Regions from separate parts of the Homo sapiens genome. Here all the other regions are linked to region 2. A link is a loop called in an ENCODE intact Hi-C map of the cell type or tissue named here. Cell type or tissue: heart left ventricle. All regions are shown on one strand.

Evidence for each region. Hi-C counts contacts between places; a loop is a spot of excess contacts. Peaks named below come from ENCODE experiments on the same cell type or tissue, not always from the same donor. Only the 100,000 strongest peaks of a DNase experiment are listed, where the experiment ranks them.
Region 1: a loop joins it to region 2, with 4 times the contacts of the local background. A loop is called at or near these places in 26 of 110 quality-filtered maps.
Region 3: it touches region 2 in a loop (4-fold over the local background); 43 of 110 quality-filtered maps call a loop at or near these places.

The regions. Positions count from the first base shown.
Region 1 is chr3:42,546,268-42,548,767 of GRCh38, reverse strand. SEC22C (SEC22 homolog C, vesicle trafficking protein) reads left to right here. Exons shown (of 7, transcript NM_032970.4): 7 at 1-799. Among named protein-coding and RNA genes, the nearest start is that of VIPR1-AS1, 15 kb to the right of the region's middle. In heart left ventricle, CTCF peaks have their summits at 928 and 1,143 (motif pointing right); a DNase peak (open chromatin) is centred at 1,127; H3K27ac peaks cover 335 bases.
Region 2 is chr3:42,442,897-42,445,396 of GRCh38, reverse strand. No RefSeq gene overlaps it. Among named protein-coding and RNA genes, the nearest start is that of LYZL4, 34 kb to the right of the region's middle. In heart left ventricle, CTCF peaks have their summits at 1,163 and 1,378 (motif pointing right); a DNase peak (open chromatin) is centred at 1,366.
Region 3 is chr3:42,122,146-42,124,645 of GRCh38, reverse strand. The region is part of intron 1 of TRAK1 (trafficking kinesin protein 1); the gene reads right to left. Among named protein-coding and RNA genes, the nearest start is that of TRAK1, 32 kb to the right of the region's middle. RefSeq lists enhancers at 1,017-1,116, 1,297-1,566, 1,687-1,876, 1,957-2,136. In heart left ventricle, no CTCF peak of the experiment used is centred here; a DNase peak (open chromatin) is centred at 1,204; H3K27ac peaks cover 914 bases.

The DNA.
Region 1 (2,500 bases), 100 kb before region 2:
TCATTTTTTTCACTCCAAAAGGTAGCAGCCCCTCTTCTTCCCACCCTGGACCTGCCTTTCACTCCCTGGGCACAGAGCGCATGGTACCATTGATGTTTGGTTTATTCCAGGATCCAAGGAGCTGGTTCTGCTGGTTGGACCAAACCTCGTGAGCCAGCCACCCCTGACCCAAATGAGGAGAGCTCTGATTCTCCCATCCGGGAGCAGTGATGTCAAACTTCTGCTGCTGGGGAAATCTCATCAGCAGGGAGCCTGTGGAAAAGGGCATGTCAGTGAAATCTGGGAATGGCTGGATTCGGAAACATCTGCCCATGTGTATTGATGGCAGAGCTGTTGCCCACAAGCGCCTTTTATTTAGGGTAAAATTAACAAATCCATTCTATTCCTCTGACCCATGCTTAGTACATATGACCTTTAACCCTTACATTTATATGATTCTGGGGTTGCTTCAGAAGTGTTATTTCATGAATCATTCATATGATTTGATCCCCCAGGATTCTATTTTGTTTAATGGGCTTTTCTACTAAAAGCATAAAATACTGAGGCTGATTTAGTCAGGGCAAAACCATTTACTTTACATATTCGTTTTCAATACTTGCTGTTCATGTTACACAAGCTTCTTACGGTTTTCTTGTAACAATAAATATTTTGAGTAAATAATGGGTACATTTTAACAAACTCAGTAGTACAACCTAAACTTGTATAAAAGTGTGTAAAAATGTATAGCCATTTATATCCTATGTATAAATTAAATGAGGTGGCTTCAGAAATGGCAGAATAAATCTAAAGTGTTTATTAACATGTGTCTTTGCACTTATGTGAAAAATTCCGAGTTATGGATCCTTTGCTAGACAGTGTGATGTGGGCCTGACATAATGGGAGGGGGTTGTTGAAAGAAGTGAAAGTCAGGTCATCTTGTCCAGTGAGGCCTAGACAGGCGCAAGGGCTCAAATAGTCTTTAGTACTAACCCCCAACCAAAATAGCAGTCACAACAATGCCCTGGGGGCTGGGAGGCCTCCCCAGTTTGCAGGCTCTGCCCCTGCCCTGCTATGTGCAGCAGGCACTTTCCGTGCTCCGCGTTTTGGGCTCTTGTCTACTGTGAAGGTGAAGTTTCATCTCCCAGGACCAGCCTGACCACAGAATGGCCACCAGGGGGCGCAGCTGCCGGCCACCTCCTCAGGTTTCCAGCCAAGGGAAGGTGGCCTTTAGCAAAGGCTGTTCCTATAGCAGCTAATAAAATTCCCAGAAAGAAAGCAAATGCACTATCCTCTCCTGACCATCCTCTAAACACATTGGGGAATTCACTCTCCAAGAGTCTCTGCACCATCTGTCCTGAATCAGAATCTTTTGGAGGAAGGCAGTGACTTCCAAAATAAACATCTGAGTTATTGGGTGCTGGGATTTGGTAGTTGATAGTTTTCAGACACCATCTGCTTTAACCACTTTTTTGCTCAGGTTGAGAAGCTGAGGCTTGTTCTAGGGAGCCAGTGACAGTAAAGTTTGGAGCTCTGTTTCCCCTGAGGAGGAAACAAGTGGCTGTCCCCCACTTGGCAATACCCACAAAGAATAAAAGATGTTCCTTCTATGCCAGGAGGGCTGGATGAGAAGTTCTGGCTGGTGAGTTGCCTTCTTTTTTCTTGGGGCCTACCCCTTGAAGGGGCCCAGGTAGCAGAAGTGCTACCTGACAGCTGCCAAGCATCTTTGGGCAGTGCTAGTGGAGGAGAGGCTCTAAGGAGCCCACCTGGCTCTGCTGAGTCAGCACCAAGACATTGCTGGGATCAAATGTGGTCGGCAAATTCTGTGGAATACATTGAAGAACTTGAAGATTATCTTTGTGGCTTGTGGTGGAAAAGGACTTCTTAAGTCAAATGTGGACGGCAAAATCTGTGGAATATGTTGCAGAACTTGAAGATTATCTTTGTGGCTTGTGGCGGAAAAGGACTGCCTTAAGGCAAAATGATTGATGAATTTGACTATATACAAATAAGGATTTCATGGGCAAAGTTAAAAGAATGGGAGGAGATATTTATGATGCCAGAAACCACTAAGGGATTAATAACAGAAGAAATTCCTGTAAATCAGCAAGTAAGAGCAACCCCACTAGAAAATGTGCAGACAATTAACAGAAGAGAAAACGTAAAAAGCTAATAAGCATATGAAGAGATTTTAAATCATTAATACACATTCAAACAACAATAAGACCACCTCACACCTATGAGTTTGGCAAATCTTGCAAAGCTCTATGGCACTAAGTGCAAGAGGGAGTGTGGAGATGCAGGACTTCGTGCGAGGTGGCAGTGAGTAGAGAGGCACGGCCAATCTGCAGAGCCATGCCACTGTTAAGAGCTGAATTCTGTTCCCCCAAAATTCACATGTTGAAGTCCCAACCCATGAGAAAATAAATGTCTGCTTAAACCACCCAGACTGTGCTACTTTGTTAGGGCAGCCTAAACAAACTAATACAGCCTACTTACCCAAGTTAAGAGTGCACACCTTGTG
Region 2 (2,500 bases):
AAATGGAATAAATTGGCCAAAACTTAGGGGCCACAGACCCCATGCAAGTCTAAAACCTGGTAGGGCACTCATTAAATCTCTGTGTGTGTATGTGTGTGTGTGTGTGTGTGTGTGTGTGTGTGTGAGAGAGAGAGAGAGAGAGAGAGAGAGAGAGACAGTCTCACACTGTCACCCAAGCTGGAATGCAGTAACATGATCTCGGCTCATTGCAACCTCTGCCTCCCAGATTCTCATGCCTCAGCCACCCACTCGAGTAGTTGGGATTACAGGTGGGCACCACCACACCGGCTAATTTTTGTATTTTTAGTAGAAACGGTGTCTCCATGTTGGCCAGGCTGGTTTTGAACTCCTGGCCTTAAGTGATCTGCCCACCTCAGCCTCCCAAAGTGCTGGGATTACAGACGTGAGCCACTGCACTGGCCTCATTAAATCTTAACACTCCAAAATAATCTCCTTTGACTCCATGTTCCACATCCAGGACACGCTGAGGCAAGGGGTGGGTTCCCAAGGTTTTGGACAGCTTTGCCTCTGTGGCTCTGCAGGATACAGCCCCTGTGGCTGCTTTTGCGGGCTGGTTTTGAGTGCCTGTGGCTTTTCCAAGGGCATGGTCCAAGCTGTTGGTGGATCTACCATTCTGGGGTCTGGAGGACGGTGGCCCTCTTCTCACAGTTCCACTGGGCAGTGCCCCAGTGAGGGCTTTGTGTGGGGGCTCCAACCCTACTTCCGGTACCAATTTTCTGTATTAGTTTGTTTTCATGCTGCTATAAAGGACTACTGGAGACTGGGTAATTCATAAATAAATGAGGTTTAATTGACTTACAGTTCCTCATGGCTGAGGAGGCCTCAAGATACTTACAATCATGGTAGAAGAAGGAGAAGCAAGCACCTTCTTCACAAGGTGGCAGGAGAGAGAGAGAGAAGGGGGAAGTACCACAGTTTTAAACCATTAGATCTCATGAGAACTCACTATCACGAGAACAGCACAGGGAAAATCTGTTCCCATGATCCAATCGCTTCCCACTAGGTCCCTCCCTTGACATATGGGGATTACGGTTAGAGATGAGATTTGGGTGAGGATACAGAGCCAAACTATATCAGATATTTTTTGATTTACAATGTGTTAGCAACACATACAAACCTTGGCCAACATTGATCTCAAAGTGCCTTTATTTGAAGGAGAGATTGATCCCGCGATCAGATTCAGATTAGAATCCAAGCCCTCTGGGTACAAGGTTTCCAGAGAGCCTTTGGGACCCTGTCGCATTCCACTGATCAGGCTGCCCTGTGGCAGTCCTCTGTTCTGAGCACACCCTTTCCATCTCTGTCCCATTGGCTTCAGTGAGAGCCCCAGCCATGGGCCATGTGGCAGCATCACCAGTAGGTGGCAGTGGCGCCACGTTCCTAAGGCTTTAGGCAATCCGTGTAATAAAAGGAGAGGAGCATGAGGAATGGAGCCCAAGCTTTGGAGCTACCCAGTAAAATGGGAATTACTGCTTTGTCACTTAGTGGTTGTAGGCCTTGGGTAAAGGGCTGGATTTGTGCCTGAGATTCTTCCTCTATACTGATAAATTTGTGTAGTTGTCAGAACTAATTGTGTCATTGTAGCAGCTTTCAAGCTAAGCTTCAATCTTCCAGAATCATAATTTACTGAGGCTTGTTATGTTTAGGTTTAGGCTTGCTGTAAGATCTTTACATCTATTAATTCATTTATTCCTCAGAAAAGCCTGCAAAACATACCCTGTTATCCTCATTTTCTAGGTGGGGAAACTGAGGCACATAGAGGCTCAGCAACTTGTCCAACATCATGCAGATAATGTAAGGCAGAGCTGGGATTTGAACCCAGTAAGTCGGCTTCAGAGCTCTCTTGTATAACTGCTTGGCTATACCACATCTAACACCAGGGGGTGTTTTGGTCGGCTCCCATGTTGCTGTCACTAGCTACAGCCCATGGCAGAGTACGTGTTTTCTGATGAAGAAGGAAGACAGCAAAATCAGAAAAAATACAAAGAGAGATGCTTCTTCATCACACCACCCCAAAGCCTTGTCAACTTTCCAGACTTCGTGACCCATGGACCTAAGATTCTGCTGAAAGAGTCTTCCACAAGACGTTAATATTTTCTGCAGCTGGGAGAAACAGCTCCCACCACTCTTGCAAATTACTTCCACTCCAAATGAGAAGCAGTCCTGCAGCCTGGCTGCTTAGAATATGTGGGGATTTGCGAGGGAGGCATTGCTGGCACTCTTCTGGGGCCATTACTTCCCTTTGGTGCCCATCCTGAGTGTCCAAAATGCATCGCCTAATCCCCCTTCACACATCTTGATGTGTTCCTGCATTCCTGGCAGACTACTGCTGATGCCAATGATGGCAGGAGACTCCTGAGCACTCGCTGTGGTGGGCTCACCATCTCCATGGTACTGGCAATGTCTTTGCCTTGCACTGCCCTCACATCACAAGGCTGCTGCAGCGGGCTCCTGCTCTGGAATCCCTCAGCCCATGCAT
Region 3 (2,500 bases), 320 kb after region 2:
TCCATACACAGCTACCCTTGATCCACCACCTGTACCCCATAGCTCTTGGCCCAGGCTGTGCTCAGGGGGTGCATACTAATGCCTGTGACGGAGAACCAATTCACACAAAGCACATTAATGCAGGCCTTTAAAATGCAAACATGACAACATGGCAAACATAACCAGGATATGTACCCTACTTCTCTATCCCAGTGCTTACTCATCAAAGCAGAACACAGAGACTGAATTAAATAAGTGCTAATGGGTGAGTGGTAATTATCTATCAACTAATTCTGGCATCATCCACTGTATCAGCCTATTTGCATAAGGCATTCCCTATGATGGGAAACAGCCCATGGGAACAGCAGTGGTTTTGTCAACCCATAAATAAACCAAGTGCCTGTGGTGCACACAACTAGACAGGAGAGGAGAGTTAACTTGGTATTTTGTTCTAGGAATGACTCTTCAACAAAGAAAAATTATTCAAAAGATAAGAATATTACTGAGGTTGATTCTTTTTTTTTTTTTTAAGACAGTGTCTCACTCTGTTGCCCAGGCTGGAATGCAGTGGCACAATATTGGCTCACTGCAGCCTTGACCTCCGATCCTCAAGCATTCCTCCCACCTTGGCCTCCCGAGTAGCCAGGACCACTGATGTGCACCATCAAACCCAGCTAATTTTATTTTTTGTAGAGACAAGGTCCCTATGTTGCCCAGGTGGGTCTCGAACTCCTGGGCTCACGCAATCCTCCTGCCTTGGCCCCCCAAAGTGCTGGGATTACAGGCATGAGAAATCTTGCTGGGCCTGAAGTCAATTCTTATCAAAGTCACAGTACCAAGTTCTCGCTTTGAAGTAGAAAACAAAAATAAGAACCTGGATCAAGTGGAGGACCAAACTCACTCTTCAGTCTCCATCCCTCTCCAAGATATTAGAAGGGGCAGAGGAGAGAAAAAAAAAAAATACTTGTGACAAATAAAACCACACAATAGCAGGGAAAATAAAGAGGAGATGCTGAGGACGAACCAAAAGTATGAGGTATTCCTAAACACGGTAAGATAAAATTAAAGGAGAAAGGCCCAGTCTTACATATGAGCATTCACTCGCACATGCGTGCATGTCTGCACACACACAGGAAATGACTGGTGCAGTCAGTGGGAGTAGATCCTGGGGTGCTCCACACGGGAGGCTACTGTCACAGGAAGCAGGAAGGGCCAGGGCCAGGGATTCACTGCAGGGCCAGGGCCAGGGATTCACTGCAGAACCAAAGCAGGAACAGCAGGGAGAACCAGTCCCTTCCCTGTTCCCCCTGCTTGAGCCAAGGCCAGGAAGGCAGGAAGGCAGAAAGGCAGTAACTGTGGGGCCTGTACACACTCAGGTAGAACATGGAACACCTCTGCCTGGAAGAAGAGCAATGCCAGAGACTTTGTGTCAAATAAGAAGGCCATTCAACAGGTGAAAAAAATACGGATTCGTGAGAAAAGAGAACGTAGAGTTATGACTCATCACCCTTTGGGCAGGAGCCCACTGAGAACACCTGTCAGCACCCACCCCTCCCGCAGCTTCCTACCATTCCGTACTAACTGCTCTCCCTCAATTCAATATGCAAAGCTTTGCCATAGAGCATTTCCACTCAGGAAGTCAGCATGGTTTTCCAAAATGTCAAGGAAAGGGTTAAAAATGAGAAAGTGAGGACATTCAGAATTTTAGTTGGAGCTTTAGTCCTGGAGGGGGGACTCTATCTCACTGCTGGGACTTCTCTGCCTCATGGGGGAAATGTCACAGCAAGCATACTTGGTATTTCAGCCAGCCAAAAACAAGACCAGACCTGCTCCGTCACTTTGCAAAGCTCTGCTGGGAACAGAAGCTATGTCCTCCCCCAGGCAGAGCAATAGCCCAACCTCAAGGCAGAAGATTTTTCACATTTCTTCCCATCTCCCACTAGCAATAAACCACCATCCAAAGGCTCAAGATGGGCCCACAATAAGCAACATTTCCTCTTCTCACTATCAAGCAAAGAGTGAGTTCCCATGAAGTTCATCTCTAGGAAAGACCTCACAGCCACAAAATGCCACCATGTAACTGAGGGAACATGGGGTTAAACAGGGCTGACACCTAGTCGGTAGCATCTCTTGGCTAAACATGGATCTGGTCAAACTGTCTCCACAGCAGCTCCACAGAAGGCAGTGCCAGCCTATCCCTAGTAGAACAGGCAGGGAACCAACACATTCCCGCATGACACACCCACACAACAGGCTGGAATCATCTGGTGTCAATGCTGTTTGGTGGTGGGGAAGGCAACAGACTCCAGAAAAAAAAAAAAAAGTCCCTTCTAAGAAATCTCAGAATAATGTCTCACTTATGAGCATGCTTCCAGTTGCCCAAAAGTTGAGACTTGACCCGTCCTTCCATGTTTCCAGGGCTGAAGGTCAACCTATTTACAGTGTGGGTCCTTGTGCCCATGTGATATCTTTTTCCTTAAAGCATATGACCAGTGAGATAAAGTATCAAAAGGTAAGGCTA